Linked DNA regions of Homo sapiens: region 2 is linked to region 1. Evidence: chromatin loops called from intact Hi-C (ENCODE). Cell type or tissue: IMR-90. All regions are shown on one strand. Links, peaks and the distances in the headings refer to the core of each region. The heading gives the core; the rest is flanking DNA. Region 1 overlaps FRK (fyn related Src family tyrosine kinase). Region 2 overlaps NT5DC1 (5'-nucleotidase domain containing 1).

Evidence for each region. A loop is a pair of places that touch in the nucleus more often than their neighbours do. Peaks named below come from ENCODE experiments on the same cell type or tissue, not always from the same donor. Only the 100,000 strongest peaks of a DNase experiment are listed, where the experiment ranks them.
Region 2: it touches region 1 in a loop (2.9-fold over the local background); 5 of 110 quality-filtered maps call a loop at or near these places.

Annotation. Positions count from the first base shown.
Region 1 is chr6:116,006,382-116,017,795 of GRCh38, reverse strand. The region is part of intron 1 of FRK (fyn related Src family tyrosine kinase); the gene reads left to right. Among named protein-coding and RNA genes, the nearest start is that of FRK, 49 kb to the left of the region's middle. RefSeq lists an enhancer at 8,713-8,992. In IMR-90, for the core only: a CTCF peak has its summit at 6,811 (motif pointing left); a DNase peak (open chromatin) is centred at 6,785; H3K27ac peaks cover 464 bases.
Region 2 is chr6:116,195,124-116,206,537 of GRCh38, reverse strand. All of the region lies in intron 6 of NT5DC1 (5'-nucleotidase domain containing 1), which reads right to left. It also overlaps a transcript of COL10A1 not described here. Among named protein-coding and RNA genes, the nearest start is that of TSPYL4, 53 kb to the left of the region's middle. In IMR-90, for the core only: no CTCF peak of the experiment used is centred there; a DNase peak (open chromatin) is centred at 5,697.

The sequences.
Region 1 (11,414 bases), core at 5,369-7,868:
AGTCCCCCTCTTCTAGAAACAGCTGTGTTTTTCAAATTGTAGTACCTTGGTTACCTGCCTCTGAATTGCCTGTGGCACTTGGGAACCTACAGCATCCTGAGCTCTACCTCCGACCTTCTTAGACTATTTGCCTTGTACACACTTCCTGGGACAGTCTTCAGAAACTGGAGTTTGAGAACTGAGGCCCTAGAGAAGGTTAATCCTTAGGTAGTGATAAAAGAAAAACCTCGACAAATTAAACTTAGCAGAGTTTAACTGGGCAAAGAACTGTTGGCAAATCAGGCAGTCTCCTGAGCCAGAGTGTGCTCAGACAGAGTCCAGCTGGTGGAAAGGGACTTATGGAGAGAAAAAGAAAAGCGATGTAGAAAAATTGAAAAGAGGTACAGAAACAGCTGGATTGGTTACAGCTCGGTGTTTGCCTTATTTTGAACAGGGTTTGAACAGTTGGCCACCTTTGGTTGCTCAAAACTTGGTGATTGGCACAAGAGTAGGTTACAGTCTGTTTGCACATCCATTTAGGTTGCAGTTCACTGTGTACAGAGAAACCTTTAGGCTGAACTTAAAACGTGTAAGGAGACAGCTTTCTGCTTGATTTAACAGTAACACGGGTGTGTGTTGGGAGGTAGGGAGGTGGGGGCTCTTTCTTCTCTCAGTCTGCCTTTTTCCACAACAGTTCTGAGGAGTAAGCTTGTAATGTATTTGTGCAACTGCTTCTTTCTGTAATTCTAAGCAGGAGCAAGCAGTAAACTAATTTTCAGATTTCAGAAAAGTCCATCAGTGCAGGCAGAGCCTTCCTTTTGTTTCCTGACAAATAGTTTGTTGACACTGAAAACAAAAGATGTGTTTTCTGGCACTGTTTCAGGCTTTCTTTTTGAGAACAAGCTGCTCTGTGGATGTGTTCAGTTTCTACTATTTCAAAGTCCAGTGGGTGGCATTTACATGGGTTTTAAACTATCTTTAGTTATTAACATTGGTGTTATTATTGGTAATTATTCATGATAGTAATGCTTAGTGAGTATCTGGGTATACAGGGCTAAATTATTAAAAAGAAAGAAAGAAAGAAAGAATGAAGGAAGAAAGAAAGAGAACGTGTGTGCTTGTTCTGACCTGTAGCAGACCAGGTCTCACACCTTGACTCCCTGGGGGCACCTGCTTCATTTTAATCCCCCCAAAGCAGTAAAACTAGTACATATCTGTACATCCATGTTGGTATCTGCAGCTACACACACACACACAAACACACACACACATCCATCCACTCATTCACATATATGTGTGTGTGTCTCTGTGTCATGTATGGATTAAGATTAGACAGTATAGTTTTTAAAATTATTTTTTATTGGTACATAAAAGATGTACATATTCTCTGGGTACATGTGATAATTTGATACATTAATATAATCTGAATTGGAATATCCATTACCTTAACTATTTCTCTTTTCTTCATGCTAGGAACATTCAAATAAGGAACAGTAGATTAATGTTAACTATAGTCAACCTACTATAGAGATTGTGCTCTGCTGTACTTTGGCCTCCTTTAGCCACAGCTGGAGCTGGAGCAGCTGAGACATAGGGCACCAAGTCCAGAAGGTGCACAGAGCAGCAGGACCCTGTACCCAGCCCATGAGACCATTTTTCTCTTTTAGGCCTCTGGACCTGTGATGGGAGGGGCTGCCATGAAGATCTCTGGCATGCCTTGGAGACATTTTCTTCATTGTCTTGGCTATTAACATTTGGCCCCTGGTCACTTAAGCAAATTTCTGCAACTGGGTTGAATTGCTCCCCAGAAAATGGGCTTTTCTTTTCTACCACATGATCAGGCTGCAAATTTTCCAAACTTTTATGCTCTGCTTCCCTGATAAATAAAAGTTCCAGTTTCAGATAATCTCTTGGTGAATGCATATGACTGACTGCTTTCAGAATCAGCCAGGTCACATCTTGGATGCTTCACTGCTTAGAAATCTCTTCTGCTAGATACCCTAAATCATCTCTGTCAAGTTCACAATTCCACAGATCACTAGGGCAGGGACAAAATGCCACCAGTCTCTTTGCCAAAGCATAGCATGAGTGACCTTTACTCCAGTTCCCAATAACTTCCTCATTTCTATCTGAGACCAACTGAGCCTGGAATTCATTGTCCATATTACTATCAGCATTTTGATCAAAACTGTTCAACAAGTGTCTAGGAAGTTCCAAACTTTCCTACATATTCCTGTCTTCTTCTGAGCCCTCCAAACTGTCCAACATCTGCCTGTTACCTAGTTCCAAAGTTGCTTCCACATTTTCAGTTTTTCTTTATAGCAGTGCCCCACTCTACTGCTATCAATTTTCTGTATTAGTCCGTTCTCACACAGCTATAAAGATATTACCTGAGACTGGATAATTTATGAAGAAAAGAGGTTTAATTGTCTCACAGTTCTGGATGGCTGGGGAAGACTCGGGAAACTTACAATCATGGTGGAAGGGGAAGCAAGGCACATCTTACATGGTGGCAGGAGAGAGAGAGTTCAGAGAAACTGCCACTTTTAAACCATCAGCTCTTGTGAGAACTCACTACCATGAGAACGGCATGGGAAGAAACACCCTCATGATCCAGTCATCTCCCACCAGGTCCCTTCCCCAACACATGGGGATTATAATTAGAGAGAGATTTGGGTGGGGACACAGAGCCAAACCATATCAATAAGTAAATTTTGAATAAAAAATGAATAAGTGATTTTCAAGGTGGTAGGTTGTGGTTGTGGCCTTGGCACCAGCTCGTGTAAATACAGAAGAAACACTTGGCCTTATTGAAAGAGTTGGTTAGTTTCTTTCACAGGCATTTCTGAGAATTTAATAAAACAATGGATTATCTCCCCGGAAAAAAATGCATGTACTCATTAAAACACCTTTGCCTGTAGATCCTTATGAAAATTTCTTTTCACCTCTAAAGTTTGGACCAAGTCTCTTTTTTGTTTCTAGTCATGGAAGAATTCCTCTTTGCTTTCACCCTCCACATCTCCATCTCATATTTGTTTGTGAAACAATTTTTAAAGAACAAGTCACATTTTTTCCCTCATATTGCTGGTGAGCTCAGGGCTTAAAACTCCTTTTGTGTTAAATATTAAATGGAGTATCTTAAAACTCTCCTTTGTAGTTTTCAAATTTACCAAAGATCTACTTCTTCCATGGAGTTAGTTTCCACATGGAATTATCTGTAAACATCAAAGGCCCATATTTCTTGGGTTTTTTTTTTTTCCCTGACCACTGCTGTTCATTAAACCAATCTGCTCACAAATACCTTTTTGGTTTCTTCACTTGTGCACATACCCTTGTCTTTCATTTTTTTAGATTTCTGTATCTCTTTCAAATCCTTTCAAAGTATATTTTTTTAAAAGAACACTTCCATCCTCCTTATAGCCTATGGTTAATTTCCTACTACACACTGTTGATGATTAAATGATTTTTAAATTCCTGTTTCATCACTTTCTTTTTTGATTTGTTACTTAAAGTGGTCTTTTATCTCTCCCTTGATACTCTAAGATTTTCAAAGGAAAAGTTATATACCCTTCTTTTGCTTTATCTTTTCTCCATATTGTTAGTATAAAATTAATGTTTCTAATGTATTTCAGCACATAGAAAATGATATGATTAGTACCTTGTAGGTAATGAAGTTAAGATACCTTCAAGATGTTTACAATATTTTATTTGAGATAAGAGATTTAATGAAGCTCAGTGACATCATAGTGCATCACTGAGTGTTAAAATGATAAGCCCCAGGGCTGAAGCTTAGACATAAGCCTCTAGTTTTGCTGGTGTCTTTTCTGATGGTGTGTGTGTGTGCTATAGCAGTCATAAAATATTTTGAATATCACCTCTAGTATAGGAAAAGGGAAGAAAGATGCTCCCTCTTTTTTACTTTTTGCAAGAGAAACCTGGATCCAGGGAATACAGAGCAGGCTGCACTTGACATTATTGACCCTTCTTGAATGGTTTACACACAATGACTACTAGCTGACTAAACTCAAATTTGGTATTTGAGTTGGGACTTGAGTTTGGTCTTTGGTCTTTGGGACTGTCATTTCTGAAATTAGTGTCCTGTATAACCATATAGTGTCCCATGTAAGAAGTATAGTACTGCCCCAAAGCTTATTCGTATAGAGAATAGGAATGAACATTTGTGGTATTTTATAAAATAAGGCATTTTCCTAGGCATCATAAGATCAAGTGCATTTACTTTCTTTGGATGTGACAAAGATAGAAATTAATGATTAAAGCTTTCAACTCTAACCCATCCATATTCTTCTAGTTTCTGGGACAAACATTATCACAAATGTTGTACAAAATCAAAGCAGATGCATTAAAATTTACATTTTTATTTCAGGCTTGATGATTGGAAATGTCATTATATAGGCACACATTTTGTTTTTTATTTTAAAAGAGAAATCAATATTAGCTGTCTTTTCCTCTTCCCCAAATAGAGGATAGTTTTGAAACAAAAAAAGTGCCCTGAGATTGAATATTTATATGAACTTTGTTGTATTCTTTGTAAACTTCTTGTGAGGAATTGCATACTTTTGATTACCAGACTCAGGGAAGTGGATTCAGACTATAACAAGATTCTTTTATAAATAGTCACCTCCCCCAGTGAAGAAAGCACAAATGAGTTCACCTGACTTCCCCTCTAAAGAAATTCCTTCAAAATTTCTCATTTATGATGACTATAAAGGTGAATAACAGCAACAAAAAAGCTTTATCAAATGACCCAAGCAAAGGATTTCTATGTGACTGCAAGTCCTACCTCTGATACTTAATTTGACATTGTCACTTTATCACAAATTTTTTACATGTGTACAGCCCTGATATGCTTGTGTTTTAAAGGACAGAAAAATCAATTTCATTTTTGATCTTTACATTCACATGAAAGTGTTCTCTTTGGGGGAAAAGAGAGAGGTCAGATTGAAATCTGTGGTCTAAGGCCAATTAACATTAGAAACTGTGTTGCAACTGGTCCATAGCAGATAAGCCTTCTCCCATAAACACTTTATACTGCAAGCTATGTGGCAAGCTCAAATAAAAGATTACACAAAAACACAGGCATTATCTAAAGTTCAATGTTCAGTATAAACCAGAAGACTATATAAAATGCCCAAATTGAAGTACAATGTATTAATGTTTCATCAACAAGTATTTATTTAACAGCTCCACAGGGCATGTGGCCAGTGCTTCATGCCACAGATATGTGAAGTTATCAGACTCTGTCCTTATGCTGGGGAGGTCTGTAGCTTCAAGTGTAAACAAAGAATAATCTAAACAAGAATTTAAAATGCATCGCTAGCTTTTGTATGCTACATATCAAAACAGAGGAGTAGTCACTGAATACTGTAGGAATTCTGAGCAGTCAAGTTTTAGTATTGCCAGTATAAGTAGTGATAGCAGTGTGAATTTAGCTAGAACAGAGGGCTGATATAGGGAGGATAAAGTTGAAGAAGTGGCTTGTGTCCAGATGGTGGAAGGCCTGAATTTCCAGGTTAATAGAGGTTTTACTCCATAAGCAAAATACCCCTTATTTATGTGTATGTGGGGAGATGATAAATCTAGTGGTGGTGGTGTGAGCAAGGGGGAGAGTCTGAGATAAATGCATGTAAAGCTTGTAGCAACAGTGCCTGCCTCCTTTTATGTGATCAGTAAATATAAATTGTTAATGTTAAAGAGAACAGGCAGTAAAATATTTCCATAATCCAAGAGGCGATGTTGAATTAGACAAGGGTTATGGTGAGGGAAATGGAAAGGAAGGAATGAATAACAAAATAATTGCGAGCATTATTTTTTTTCTTTGTCCTTATCATTCCATGTGAGTGGGAAAGAGTAGCAGGGCTAACTTCCTGGGAACCAAGGGGATACTGAGCCGAAGAAGGTTTTGTGGAAAGGGAGGGAAATAATTACCTTGACAGGAAGAACTCTCACAGAGATTTTCTTCATAGTGTTGTGGAAACACAGGTAGATGCAGGTGAGTCATACCGAACCATAATAGTTCAAGGGGCATGAATCAAGCCTTTCATTTAGATACCATAAATGACTAAATGTGGTTATGAGTGTGCCCTGCAAATTGAAGGTGTTTTGCCAATGTGGGTGACAGCGATGCCTGCCAAGTCACATTCATGAGGACAATAGGTGTTTTACCCATTATAACATGTGTAACTGTGATGAAAACATGAAAGACACTGCTAACCCTGAGCTCCCACAGGGAAATCATCCTAGCTTACTTTCCCTATGACTGGTTAGGCCAAGTTGATCGACCCAGTTTCCTTTCTGCATTTTCTGGAAGGATGTTTTTTTTTTTTCCTGGAACTAGTCTTAAGAGTTTATTTTTTTAGGATCTGTCTATAGTACTTGAAGGCTGACTGCCTTGGTCTTAAGGAGACATTATAAAAAGAAGTCATATGTTAACTTTTGTAAATCCTAGCCATCAGTTGCTGGGCATGAGTTTTCTCTTTAAAAAGTGTAAGAGGCAATTATCTTCATCTGATAAGAATTATGAGTTACCTAGGAACCTAGTTTGTACACGTCAGTGAGGCACAATAAGATTCTATTAGATGAAATGACAAAACCTTAATTGAGGTAACACATCTATTTACATGTTGATTTCCCTAAATTTTGATTAATATTTAAGATATTTATCTTATGTAAATGTTGATATTCATTTATACTGCAATTTTTTTTTTTAAGGCTCACTGCCTTTTTCATAAAATAAAGCACGTCCAGTTAATCACAGGACAGCTCTCCTTTCCCTTTTTGGATTAGTAAAATGGCCTACTGCCACCTGGTGGCAGCATGTCCTAGTCCAGAACAGCAGGCAGGACAGAAGAGTCACTTGGGATGAAACTGTTAATACAAACAAAGAAATAAGGTCATGCTCACATATTCACTCGTGTCCCAGCATGACCTCAAATCCAACATGCCTAAAACAAAATTGATAATATCTGCCTTCAATTAATTATCTTAAAATCTCTACTATTTATTGAGCATGAATGTGTCGAGACATAAAGCACTTTACATGCAGCATTCTTCTTAATCTTGAAACAAGGCTATAAGGAAATTATTATTATTCTCACTTACAAATGAGGAGATTGAGGCATAGAGAGGTTAAATAACTTCCTAATGAGATGCTGTCACTCTTAACTGTTATTATACTCTGCCTTCTGACATGTTGCAGGACATATTGTCCTTTAGTCATTCAGATTTGAAATCCTGGTGTCACATCGTCTCTTCCATCTGTTTCGCTGCTCATTCATAATCACTTGTTTTATATTCCTTTGGGATTTTTTCCTGTATCTATCAATTCTAAGTGCCAAAGTTTCTAGTCCAGACCTTTACAACATGTAAATTTTTGTAGCATGTTCCTGATTGACCTCTTTTAATTTTTTATATTTAAATACATTTTAAAGTAATCTACAACTACATGTTATTATAAACATCCAAATTATAGAGAAGAATGCAGAGTAAAAAGTGAAACTCCTCTGTCATTACTTTCATATTCTCTCACTAATCTCCAGGAAAGTAAGCACATATAATTTTTAGTTTGTGAATTTTTTTTTTTTTCGAGACAGAATCTCACTCTGTTGCCCAGGCGATGGCATGATCTCGGCTCACTGCAACCTCCGCCTCCTTGGTTCAAGCGATTCTCCTGCCTCAGCCTCCCGAGTAGCTGGGACTACAGGTGCCCACCACGCCTGGCTATTTTTGTATTTTTAGTAGAGATGGGGTTTCACCGTGTTAGCCAGGATGGTCTTGATCTCCTGACCTTGTGATCCACCCACCTCGGCCTCCCAAAGTGCTGGGATTACAGGAGTGAGCCACCATGCCCGGCCAGTTTGTTGATTTTTTAAAATATAAATAAACCTATAACACTCCTAATATTTGTAATTTACCCTTTTTTATACAACAATGTCCTGCAGACACATTTTATACAACAATGTCCTGCAGACACAGAAAATAACACAATCTTTCTGTGTTAATGTTACAGAATTTACATACGGTAGACACTTGATAATTTACATAATTATAGACTTAAATTACATACTATTTTCATCTAAAACAGAAATTATATTTTTTGTTTGTTTTTATCAAATTGAAGCATTTGTTTCTTCCAGCATTTCTTTTCATATCATGAGTTTAATCTTCTTCTTGGTTATTGTTAATAAAGATATCTTTCATGGCATGGTATGTCAATAAAGATTATTTTTTAAAATATCAATAAACTGTGTGTGTGTGAGTAGTTGTGGTATTATTTTACTGGATACTTTTTTGCATGTAAGTGCCAAACTCAAACATTCTCAGCTGCCTTGTACAAATTTCTAATTGGTTTACTATTTTTATACATCAGTAGTTCTCAAATTTAATGTACATTAGATTCAGCTGGGGGACTTAATAAACCCCAGATTGTTGGGCCCACCCCCAGAGTTTATGATTTGGTAGGTATGAAGTGAAACCCAAGAATTTCCATTTCTAACAAGTATTAGCCTAAAGCTGTCTCCTTGCATATTTTAAGTTCAGCTTAAAGGTTTCTCCGTGCATAGTAAACTATAACCTTACTGGATGTATGAACAGACAGTAACCTACTCTTGTGCCAATCACTGAGTTTGGCCAATCAAAGGGGGCCAACTCTTCAAACCTTGTTCAAAATAAGGCAAACATCAAGCTGTAACCAGTCCGGCTGTTTCTGTCTCTCACTTCTGTTTTTTTTTGTTAGTCACTTTCCTTTTGCTGTCCATAAATCTTCCACCAAGTGGCTGCACTGGACTCTCTGAGCATACTCTGGCTTGGGAGGCTGCCTAATTTGTGAATCATTCTTTGCTCAATTAAACTCTGTTACATTTGATTTGTCTAAGGTTTTTCTTTTAACACAAGTTTTCATGTGATGCGATGCTCCTGATCTAGGGACCACACTTGGAGGATCACTGATCCGTATGACTCTCTTGTGATGCTTTATACTCCTAGGATATCTTGATCCCTTCTCAGCACTCTCTGTCTACTGCACGTAAGAACTGTAGCTTAAAGAGAGAGCTGAAAATGGCTGTGGTGGACATCCGGGCCTGGGGTGTGTGCCCTTCCAGAATGGGGCCAGCAGAGGCTCTAAAAGGCAGACTTGATCAGAATGACAGTCCTGCCAATGGTTCAAACCTCAAATTAAGAAACAGTTTTCACACATGCAAAGGGTAGAACAAGCTATTGTTTATCCATCAGTCTCCACAGCAGCACTTGCCCTAGAGACTGCAGTCCACAGCAATTGCATCACCTTTGAGTATGAAGGACGATGTTATAAATGCCACTACATGCAGAAAACATTTTTAAACTTATATTCTTCACTTCCTGATCAGAGCTCAGCTAAGTAAAATTCTAGGAATTAAGTGAATTGATGCATTCAGTCAAATATTATATTTATTTCATTGTTACTATGGATTCAATTCTAGTGTGATTTGCTTTGTAAAGTAATTGTACCAATCTATTATACAAAAGTCCAAAATTGTTGAAACAAAGGAGGATTAAAAAAATTTGCTATAGGGTTTTTCTACAAATGTAGTAAAATTGCTTTATCTTTAACCATTTGATTTATAAAAACTGCCTGCTTATATATATATTGGACAGAGGAAACACATCATTTATAGACTTGATTAGCCAAAATACAAATGTAACATATGTACATAAAACTTATGTAATGGAGTATTTAGTTTTGAGAATGATATATAGGAGACATAATAATAATTCTGGAGAACTTAATCTGCTAGATACATTGTAATTCTTGTAAAGGCTTACATATTTATATTTTGTTTAAACCTTTTATTTTTATTTTTGCACCATCATCCCTTCATTTTTTTCAAATAAAAACATACTTAGAAGTAAATTATATATTTTCTAAATACATGCATTAAAATTTATGTGCCCCAACTTTCAAATGCTGTATTGTTTCTGAACATATATGCATTACTGTCACCTCTAGAAAGTTATTGAAACCATTAAATTGCCTGGATGGTTGAAGATTAGAAACATTATAGTGTATTAATAGGACAATGCCATTCTGAGTGATCTTTGGAGTATGATACTTTATATACTAATTCAGCTTTACAACCTGAAGGTAGAAACCAATTATATGGGACAAAAACCGCTTTGGTATATTATTTCTTATCTAAGACACTGTTAAAATGCTCAAATTTTACTAGTTTAAAATAAGAAATGAGGACCAAAATACATGGTGTTCTTTATCCTAAATTCCCTTTGCCTGGTGCAAAAATAATGGTTCATATTTTATCTGAGTGTTCCCAACTCATCCTCTTCACATTACACTTCAAGGTACTGTGGCATGCGAAATAGAAGTTTGGCTCAATTTCAGACTCAACCATCACCTCTCCATGCGGTCTCAAGTTAATAAACTTCCCTGGGCCTGAGTTTCCTCATCTGTAAACTAAGAGCATGTGAGAGTGCTCATAAAACATTATTTGAAAAGACTGGAGAGCAAGCATGAGTGAGTAGTGTCCATTGAAGGGTTTGTCCCAATAACTCACTGGAGAGTGTTCATGCCTTTCAGTCTGTGAGCTAGCAAAGATGGAGAGCAATGAACTAATGAAAGAGATATTTAGATGAATATGTTGCTTAAACATTTTAGTGTTGATGCATAATCAATGCACTTTGAATCAGGAAAATGCATTGAGTTGATTAAGATATTTCATCCATATTGCTTCTTTGCTTGAAATATTTCTGTGAAAAAGTATTGCCAGTTCTGGAAATAGAGTTAAAAGAATGCTTGAGTACTTTATTAGCTTTCACTAAACATGCATGTATTCATAAAAATTAGGTACAGTTTTCTAACGTGTTTTCTTAAACTTTATACAAATGCTACTACAATGGTATATATCATTCTTTTCATTCTTTAACTTACTCTAATCCTTGAACAATTTATTTTTAAAAATTTAATTTATTTTATGAGAGATGGAATCTTTCTATGTCACCCAGGCTGAAGTGCAGTGGCTATTCACAGGTGCGATCATAGTGCACTACAGCCTTGAACTCCTGGGCTCAAGTGATCCTCCTGCCTCAGTCTCCTGAGTTCCTGTGACTATAGGTGCATACCACCATGCCCAGTCATTGTTTTAATTTCTACATAGTATTTCATTTTATATCTACAACTGTTTGTTTATCTTTTCTCCTGTGATGGACATTTAGGTTGTTTCCAAATTTTCAATGCCAGGATTCTTTAGTGGATGTTCTTGTAGTGTATCTTCTTGAGCTCATACAGCATGTAGTCTAGAAGTGAAATTGAGTAGTACACAAATATTCAGCTTTACCAGATAGTGCCAAATTGCTCTTAAATTAGTTGTACCAAATCGTACTACCACTAGTACTGTATAAAAGCTCATTTCACATTTTCCTCAATACCT
Region 2 (11,414 bases), core at 4,383-6,882, 190 kb before region 1:
GAGTAGACACACAGATAAAAGTATATTACAGGATATGGTCTCCAGTGTTCCTGGGTGGTATGGACCCAAATCAGACAGTCTTGAGTCAAGTCTTAGTTGTGCAATTTCCTTGGGTAAGTGCTTTAGTCATTGAGAGACTGTTGGCTTATCTATAAAATGATCACAGTTATAACACTCACCCCATTAGGTAATTGTGTGAATTATATGCAATGATATATGTGAAACATTTAGCACAATGCTTTACACATAGTAAAAATTTTGTGTTAGAGCTATTTTTACTTTAACAAGTTCCTCTGGCCTAAGTACAGGCAGTTGATTAACCACGAAATGCTATGGGCCACACTGCATCATGGAATTGCCCTGCATGGGCCCAAAATGCAAGATTTCCCTTATCAAAATGCTACTTACCTTCAAAACATATTTTGAAACATATGCTATGAAAAAACCCTAAAAGTCCTACTGAGCAGGAGGCAGGGTGGTTCTACTTTTTGTTACTTCCAGGAAAAAACACTGGGCTAGATGGTCCAATGGTCTATTAGATCATTCTCAAAGGACTGAGCAGAGAAACTTGGGGTAGCTATTAGAACCTTGGGGACCACAAAACCTAATCTCATTGTGCAGATATGAAAATGAGGCCTAGAGAGGCTGACTTGCCTATCATCATGACATAATGAGGAAAACAGCAGGATGGAATGAAAATCTTGGTCTCTTTGATTTTTTCATTACACATTCCTTACTGTCATATCTACTAATCTTATTGTTTTATCCCCTTTATTAAGACATATTACAGCCTTGTTGTAAAGATGTAAATACAATTAGTGAAAAATTTAAAATGTACCCTTTTAATACAAAATCAGAATAAAGACGGAAACTACACAAACAGCTGGTTTATTCTTAAAGAAATGTATAAAATATCTGAACAGCCTTTTTTCCCCCCCAATTTATTCCACATATTTAAGGAATTTCCTTTGGGAAGACTAGGTCTAGCAAGATCAGATGCTCTGTATATCTGTGTAGAGACTGTGGGGCTCCAGAGGGAGAAGCTGCTGACTCAGTTAAGTTCCAACCTACCAGATAACAGGGAAATTATCTTTCTAAGGTTAAATGTTATTTTAAAATTATCTCGTAATTACTCAAGTAAGATATGTGAACACTTCCAAATTTCCAAATATATGTTCTAAATTTTGAAACATAAAAAAAAAGTCTGAAGTCTTCTCTAAATAGTACTCTCAGTTTCTGGTCCCTAGTATCATTGTTGTCATTTTAGTGTCACACCAAGCTTGTCCAGCCCAGCTTATTTTGTTGTTGTTCTATTTTGTTTTGTTTTAGGCTTTTAGCAGCCTGAAGACATGGTTTTTAGTTTCTGTCTGTAATGATAAGCAGAAAAGAGGGATGAGGAAGGGGTTTTACCGGCCTAACCAGAAACAGAAACTAAGAACCCATGAATGTATTATTTGCTTGGACACTTCTGCACTGTATACTTTTCAGATAAATTTCTACGGACTTGCATACACACATATGTAGTTCACATTTTGGTGTGTATCTTTCCAATAAGGTGTTATGGACTTACACACACATATACATGTATTTTCTAGTACACATTTTGTGCAATTTGCTTTCCTCACCCAAAAAAATGACTTCAAAATCTAGCCACGTACTTAAATCTAGCCATGTAATTATAACAAATAATTACTGAGCACCTACTACACACTATTCATTGTTCTACTTGTTGAAAACATGGACAAAGTTTTTTCTCTCATAGACCTTACATTCTAGAAACGCTTCATTCTTTTTAACCACAACATTGCAATCCAGCATATGAATACAACAGTACTTTGGTGATTTTTTTCATTATAAATTCTGGAGTAAACAACATTGTATCTGAGTCCATGTATACATATGAGTACTTCTTTAGGGCTTATAAATGTTAAACGGCTGGCTCATTGCATATCTGCGTTTCTAATCTTAATATTTACACTGAGTTTGCTTTCAGAATTGTTGGGGACAATAGTTTTTAACATTGTTAGCAGCATATATGTGTGTACACTTACCCCACACTCTCATCAGGTCATACTGTCAGATCTTAATTTTTGCTGATATACTAAGTGAAAGTGGACATCTCATTGTTTTACCTTGCATTTCCCTGATTACTAATTAGGTAGTGCATCTTTTTGAATCTTTCTCAGTCACTACCTCTCATCCCTTTTACATTTCTACATTCAAGGCTGAGAATGAAGTAATTACCAAAAAGCAATTTGTTGTATTCAACTGAGTAAATTGAGGGCTATTTATGAAGTTACTTTATTATAAAAATTCAACAAACACACTCTGAGAGCACTTGACAAACTCGGTGGTATTAACTCCTGAAGTGTTTCTTACCCCACCAAAAGCCTTCAGGCTCACAGCAGTGCATCGTCCTCTCCCTTACCCAGGTGTTTCACTGCAGGACCAAATTCCAAATTATACTGCCCAAAGTGAGCTGGGTCAGAGGCCACAGCCTTCGAGGGTTTTTTTTCAGCGGGTCTATGGAGAGCTGGGAATAGGTATATTTGATGATCACCGTGTGTGTGTCAGGGCATCTGTCGTCTAAAACTACTGGTGTTCTCTAAAAGGTAAATTATGATAATAATTATAGATATCAAGTGGCAAAAAATATTTCTGACAACATCAAGTACTGGTGAAGATATTGAGAATATAAGGTATCTGGAACTCACACTGTGCAAGTACTTTGAAAAATTATTTGGCAGTTCCTACTAAAACTGAACTCACAAATACACCCTATAATGTGGCAATTCTAATTCTAGGTGTAGCTCTAAGGGTAACATGTAAATAGGCATGAAAATCACATGTAAATGATGTTCATGAGGCATTATTTATAACAGTCCCCAATTAAATTAACTCACGTCTACCAAGGGTAGGATGAATAAATAAAATGTGGTGTAGTTATATTAATATAATGGCATATTGTACAGCAATGAAAATTAATGAATTACTGTGACATTCAGTAACAGGGAGACATTATAGGAGCATAATGTTGAGGAAGAGCCACTAGATGCAGGAAAATACATACTGCATAATTACATATATAAAATAAAAAATGAGACAAAATTAATCTGTGGTGTTAGGTGTCTCTCCAGGAAAGGGATGTTGGCTAGAAGGGAGCATGAAGAGAGCTTCTGGCGGACTGCAGGGCTCTATTAGCTGAAAATATGTTCACATTTAATAACAATGTATAGTAAAGTAATAATAAAGAACTGACATAATAGTTTCATGACCATGAAAATGAATCCAAGAAATAGAATAAAAACAAGTGTTAAATCAGAAATGAAAGACTCACATTAAATGAGAATCTAATACAATACTGTAAAACTGTTTAGTATAGAAAAGCAACCACTTGGTAATTTGGTTTGTTCAAATTTGCATTAAGTGACATTTTATATAACTTCACTATTTCCTGTGTCCTACCATAAAAATGTTTAATATCATAATCTGTGGGAAAAAATTTGTGTATTAAATTAAATTTAAAAAACCACTTGTATTAAGTGAAAAACCATGTTTGGAAAAGTAAAAGTTTATTATGAGACAGCCCCTCCCTCCCTTTTTGCATTACTACATTACCCCTAGTAATATTTGTTGCCTTTGTACTTTCCTCACTCCTTAAGATTTTCTAGTTAAGGAAATGTGAGGTAATTAAGAACTGTCACTTTTTCTGATTCTTTCCATAGAGCTTCTGAATTTACTTGCTCAAGTTAACAATAATAAAAATAGCTGTCATTGTCTTAATATTTTAATGTTTATCTGCAATGCATTTATGAAACTGTACACTGCAGTTCCCCCTTTCCTAGACTATAATCTCAGAATGCCATTCTTAACCTAACAAACATCATGTGACTGGATTTTCATATGACTCTGTAAATACCACTCAATCTAAACTTAGTGTCACTGAACTTTGCAGGCATCAAATTAACAGATTTGCATCTGTAAAAGAAAATAGCCTTTGTTTTTAGAATTAAAGAAATAAACCTATTGCCAATAATAATTTTCTAAAGGTTGAAACTCTTAAAGGTGGAATCAAGAACATATGGGATCATTGTTTCCTCGTTTCCCCTAAAAAAGAGTATGGCGAACAAAACTCAGTGAATTTTATTTTTTAGTGATGAGTTTAAGAACTTACAGCTTTAGATTTAAGTGGGCCAAAATTGAGAAGGAACTTTGTTCTGCTACTGATCTATGTATTCCAACCATGCTAAGCATAAGAAAAAAAGGTACTACAGAAATGTTTTCTCGAAAAGAATAGCCAAGTGTGTGCAAGGAAGGCCCAGAGCTAAGGTAGGGGAGCCTGCATCACATGGAGGATTCCTACACTGTCTAGACTGGTGCTCTAGCAGGTATGGGCCACACGTGGCTACTTCAAGTTAAATTAAGTAAAATTTAAGTCAGTTCCTGCAACTCCCTGCCACATTTCAAGTGCTCGGTAGCCACATGTGGTTAATGGCTACCACACTGGACAGCCTGGATATAGACTATTTCTTCACTCCAGGAAGTTCTATTGGTCAGCACTCCTCCAGGTGTAAATTAACTTTATTTCACAGTTCCTAAAATTATCAGCTGTAGGTGCATAAATCTACCAGTGTGGCATTTGGATCCAAATAATAAGCAAACATGATTTGGTCCAGAAATAGAGCATTTAAAAAAGTAGAGGCAATAATTATAATCATGAAACCATGCCAAGGCTTCAGTGCAGGCTAGAAGGGGAAATACTCTGCCCAGAATCAAGTGGCTTAGGCTGTACACCTGTGTTTCTTTCGGCTGCATGTCCTTGCCCATGACCTCACATGTCAGAAGTGGCCACATATTACCTTCCCGACTTCATGGGTGGGAAGGGATGTCAAACAAGCCTAAATAATAGTAAGCACATGTTGTTTGCCCTATTATCTTTATATTAACCAAGACTTTTAATATCATCAGTAAACCTGACTCTGGCAAATGCTCACCTCACTGAAGTTCTCAGAACTGAAAAGCATTACCGAGGCAGTCCCATAAGTCACTGGTCTCATTAGGGAAATTTGATTGGTCAATTCTTCTCCACCAACGGATTACAGAACACTACTCTATATACTGGAGTGATTCTAAATTCAATTTCTGTAACAAACTATGTTCAAATACATACCTTTATACAGTGCAATATGCCCAGAATGAATAAACAATACTGTTCACTGAAATAAAGGTGGTGGGAATGACTTCCAATTACACAGTTAGTTATAATGGCTACAGCCAAAAAGGCAAGAGTATCATAGAGGTAACTAATTGTAGTTACCTATATTAAACTTTTTTATCTGCTCATGTATTGTCCCTCCAAGATTTTACATGTGGTGACTCATTCTGAAGGATCCCCTTATCTCACCTTCTTATTCTGCACACATCTAGGTGCAGTACCTCTTGGGCAAGTTGGTACTTCACTCCTATTGGGCAAGTTAGTACTTCACTCCTACTGGGCAAGTTGGTGCTGTGGGGTGCTACCATAGTACCTTCCCGCTTTTTTCCATTCCTCTTGAGAACAAAGAAACTAAACAGAGAACCTTTCAGACCTTGGTTAGAAAAAAGCACTGGTAAGTTGTAAGGCAGCTGTATTTCTGAGTGGGTGGGGGAAGAAGAAGGGAGCATATGTGGATTTCCTCAGAAGAAAAAGTAAACATGGTCTGCCACAGGATTTATGCCAAGAAGGTGAAGAACTGTTATGTGATATCCTTCAGTTTCTTTAGCTGGGAACCTGAAACTGCTCCAAGCTAGTGGGAGAAGAGATGAAGTACGATCCATAAGGACATTAAATATCACCCAGAGAGAGAAGTTGAGGAATGACTTCATGAATAGACTTTTAAAACTAAGGGAATTATATACCAGAGCTCGATAATATCCTTCTGGATAAAATAACCATTACTTATAATAGTGTCTTACCTTTATTTAGCTATGCTTTTTAAAATAAAATTTTAATTTTAGTAGTTTTAGATGGACAGAAAAATTACAAAGATAGTCCAGAGTTCCCATACACCTCACACTCAATTTCCCTATCAATATCTTTCAATATTATGGTACATTTGTCACAATTAGTGAAGCAATACCAATACATTATTATTAACTAAAGTCCTCACTTCATTTAGATTTCCTTAATTTTTACCTAATGTCTCTTTTCTGTGCCAGGATCCCATCCAGGATACCATATTACGTTTACTGGTTATGTCTCCTTAGGTTACTCTTGACCGTGACATAGTTTCAGACCTCCCCTGTTTTTGGTAACTTTGACAGTTTTATGGAGTACTAGTTAGATATTTTGTAGAATGTCCTTCAATTGGGATTTGTCTGACTTTTTCATTAGACTGGGTTATGTGTTATTGGGTGGAAGACCATGGAGATAAAGTGCCACTCTCATGTTATATTAAGGGTATATACTATTAAGGGTCACTGTTGATGTTGACCTGGATGATTTGGCCAGGACAGTATTTGTCAGGTTGCCCCACTGCAAAGTTACTCTTCCCCCCCCACTTTCCATACTGTACTCTTTGTAAGGAAGTACAATGCACAGGCTACCCTTAAGGAGTAAAAATTCATGCTCTACCTTCTTGAAGGTAAAATGTGTGCATAAACTATTTTGGAAATATTTTGTGTGGTAGATTAGTCTCTTCTCCCCATTTATTTACTTGTTAATCACTTATTTATACCAGACTCATTGATGGTTATTTTATACTCTGGGTTATAATTCCATACTACTTTATTTATTTTGTTCTCAAATTGTTCCAGCATTAGCCATTGGGAGCTCTATCCTTTAATTCCTGTGTCCCTTTTACACACCTCCATCATTGTAATTTTTAAAAAGCATTTATTTACTTCTGGCACTACAAGATGCTCTAGGTCATCTTGTATATTTCCTGCCCCAGGCCTAAAGTCAGAGATTTCTCCAAGGAGCCCTGGCTTCTAATACTGGAGAATGGCGTTAGAAACTAAGATCTGAGTGCTAGGTGACTTCTTTGTTTTTTAAAGATGCTTTTGTACATACATATTTCTCTTTCCACAACATTGATGACAGATAGGTAAACTAAGGCTTAGAGTAGTTAAAGGATTTGCTCAGTGCCAAGGCTAATAATAGCAGTGTTGGAATAAAACTCAGTCTTCTAATGGTAGTTCCCTGTCCTTTGACTATCTAATGTCTTCTGGATGAGAACACAGCATCAAAGACCAGATTAACAACCTATAAGAAAAGGAAAAAGGCACTTCCAGAAGATAGTCCTTTCAGAAGGTAAAATTTAATAGGCGTAACTGACAAACTCTCTTGTCTATCTAGAAGAAACAACTGGAGAGTCTGTCTTTCATGGAAAGATATTTTTATACATTACGGCTTTTGACTGAGGGTGATTTAGCTCCCCTCACCCCCCAGGGACATTTGGCAATTTCTGGTGGGTGGAGGGTGCTGCTACTACCATCTAGTGGATAGAGGCCAGTGATCTTGCTAAACATTATATAATGCACAGAACAGCTCCTCCAACAAAGAATTACCCAGTTCAAGATGACAATAGTGCTAAGGTAGCTAAAGGAATAAATACTAGAAGATTCTTCATCTAATTTACACTGTTTATATTCTAACTGAATTAGTTTTCTATTGGTGGCTATGAGGGATCACCATGGAAGACTCTGTCTCATTCTGTGACCTCATGAGTTAGCCTATCAGAAGAAAAAGTCCCCACTTTGGTTAAGAAACATGGCTCTCAAATCAGATAAGAGACTCCTGTAGTCCTTTTTTTAAAAAAATATTGTTTAGAGACAGGATCTTCCCCTGTTGCCCAGGCTGGAGTGCAGTGGTGTGATCGTAGCTCATAGGTAACTTTGAACTCCTGGGCTCAAGCAATCCTGCCTCAGCCTCCCAAGCAGGTAGGACTGCAGGTGCACACCACCAGATCTGGCTATTTTTAAATTTTTTTTCTAGGGATGAGGTCTCATTATGCTGTCCAGGCTAGTCTTGAACTCCTGGCCTCAAGTGATTCTTCTGCCTCAGCCTCCCAAACTGCTGGTATTATAAGCATGAGTCACTATACCCAGCCACCTGTAGTTCTTATGTATGGGACGAATAGAAGAAGGCATGCTCTTTAAACAAGCTGCTTGAGTCAAGCAGGGCATGAGCACAGTTACATATAATGGTCCTGAAAAGGAAAGGCCTATCTCCATATAAGCCATCATTTACTGGCCACATTGACTGTTTTCTGTTTCAGGATCAAGCTGTGTGGAATAGTTACGTGGCTTTGAATGAATGGGTGAACCTTACCAAGTAGATGGCTGTTACCCAGAAACTGTTGTTCACTACTCAGTGACCTCAATTTGGAGAGGAAGTGAGTGACTGAATCCCTATTTGTTGATGTGGTGACCACCCAGCACTTTGACAGGAGAAATAACCCTTTTATTTACCAGGATCTCTCTTGGAAGATTTAGAAAAAGCTTGCTCACTCTTGGCACTAGCAAGCTGATGAAGGACATTTTCTGAGCAAAGCTAGGTGCCCTGGGGCCATAAATTGCCACTGCCCTCTATGACAAAATTCAGAGAGCTTTGGTGGCAGCCCTATCTGGGGTGAAGCTATTTGTGGAGCTCCTAATGAAGTAGACATGTGTATATAAAGTAGTCAATGCACTGGCATGTCTGGTACATGTAAACGCTTCTCAATGGTAGCAAACATAAAGAAGAAATGTTTACCTAGCGCTTTCAATCCATCAGTCCTTGTGCTAAGTTCTTTATACATTATCTCACTGAATCTGCATAACATCCTATGAGATAAATACCATTATCAAGTTTATTTTCACATGTGGAACTTAAAAGTAATTGTGTCAATTGGCCAATGCTAAACAATCAAAAAGTAGAGATGGTATTTGAATCTCTAACAGTCTAACTCCGACATTTGGGTGCCTTCATTACTGTATTATACTGTCTTCTATCTGCACTACAGCAACTAAAATTATTGTTATTAACCGCTGTACCTGGCTGTTTGTTCTTAAAACTTGGGTGGCAGAGGTAAAAGGTGGTGAAGGTCAAGAATGTTGATTCTTGACCGGGAAGATTCTTCCCAGTATCTTCCAATGATTCAATTCTGCTTAGCATTTTAAATCAGACAAGATGATAATCAGAGACCTAGCAGAGAATCAAGGACTTTTTGTGGATTTTGTAAAATGTTCAGTTATAAGTCTCAGTTGGCCACCAGTAAAGGGAATGGTGTCTACAAACTATGGATGGTATGTGGTTGAGGACAAAGCTGACATCGACATCATTAACCAGGCAAAGCAGATCCGTGGCCAGATGCCTATGAAGATTCATGCCTCTTCAGACCCTAGGTAGAGAGCAGAAGATAGTAGAGGTGAGGAGGGCAGCTGGCCCACTACAAATGGAGAAAGGAGGTGGGGGTGGACAGGAGATCCTGCTTCCCGTGACCCTCTGGCTCTGAGGCTATGGCTCTGATGGACACACACAGCTGTAGAAGAATGAGGAGCCCTCAGACACCAGGTCTGCCAGAAATGAAAGGAAAAAGAGCTGGTCAGATGCAACTAGATAGAACTCTGGAGAAAACATGGCTATTCCATTTGAGGATATCTCCAACACCAGAGTAGAAGAGGGGAGGAAAAGGAAGTATCTGCTTTCCCTGTCTAATGAAGAACGGTGCCTGGCTCATGGTAAGCACTATGTGAGTGTTAAAAACAGCATACACAAGGCTGCACAAGTAGAAGAGGAAAAGGTGGAGAGAGTGAGCCAGCATTCCCAACACCGCAGAGTTAAGAAGCAGCAAACACAACCCAGAAAAAGTCAGCAATGCTGGTGAAATGCTCATAAAATGTCATAGCAGACACAAAGAAACACTATTTTGTTTAGTGTAATGAAGCTACTCCTCCTGTTCCCCTGACCTCAACTTTCTATATACTATATATAATTTGATAAAATAACATCCAAATAGTTTGAGTATTTTTCTAATTGATATAATTTCTTTGTGCTATTAAAAACCAAATGGCAAAGAGAAAACTTTTTTTTCCCTAGATCAAACTAATCACTAATAATGGTTGATTTATAGTTTGGGGAAAAATTTAGAAAAGATTTAAATGCTATTAGGTAAAACTGGTTTAAATTTTGATTAACTGAACTCTTTCCCATTGTGTATATTTTGTTGCTGTAGTTAGAGCAATGCAAAAATTCAAAAACATTTAAGGATTTAAATGTACTTTTAGGAAATAACAAATGTGATATGGAAAATATAACTAATCTATCAGTTAAAAAATGGAATTCCTGAAGGTCATTGCTGGGTGATTTGAGGTTTAAGTCATCAAGGAAGTTAGATGCTTATGGAGTAGGAGTAATAAGGAAAGGACGACTGTCCTTTTGAGATACAATCTCACTCTTGTGGATAGCATGATGTCAGGAAATAACAGAATGTCAGGGATAACAGAATGTCAAGTTTAGCCCCTTAACAACCCGACAACACCAACCAATGAGTGTTACAATAGGTACTCAAACAAGTACTAGACAGATGGATGGAAGAATGAATAACTGACCAAAATGCTCATCATCAAATATGGTTAGAGGCAGGAATCTCTCTCCATCTCCACCTTCCCCCTTTCCAACTTGTGGCTTAAAATAGCTTTTTGGTCTCTTCTAAAGTTACTGTTAGAAAATAGCATCTCTTTGGTCTTCAGTCCCCACCCACAATCCCACCATCTGTTCTGTGCACATTAAATTTGCTTAATTGCTACTAGTTGCTATTGTTGATCTAAATCTGCCTACACTTCAATCTTAATGAATATATTTAGCTAACAAGAGAGTCTACCATATTCTAAAGATGTGCCTTTTCCAACCAAAAATTTAAAAGCTGTTCTGATAGCCAGCCATCTTTCTAACCCCTGATTATGTACATTTGAGGGAGGGAGCAGATAAATGATATGAAAGTAATCATTTCAAATACAATCATATATAAAGCAGAATATATGGATTATCATTGGAATCCCTGTATTGAACTATTCTTAAAAATGAATATTTTAGTAATGATTTGGTCACAATTTGGCCATGACCAACCTAATCTGGTAAACTACTATGACCTCTTGAATAAAAAAAAAGTTAATTTAATAAAAAAGTTAAGGTAAACTTAATAGAAAAATACAGAAAATGGTGTTTCCAAAAAAATTTCCAATGTTTGAGTCAATTAATATTCTCCTCTGTATAATTTTAATAGCGAAATTGTGATATAAAATATTGGTATCATGCAAGTTATTTTCTAAGCAGTAGATACACTGTTTCTCTTACTATCATATGCCTATATTATAACTTCAGTATGTTTTATTTTATAGAAATTAACCAGATTGACATTTCAGTGAACAAGAGAACTAACAATGAGATGATA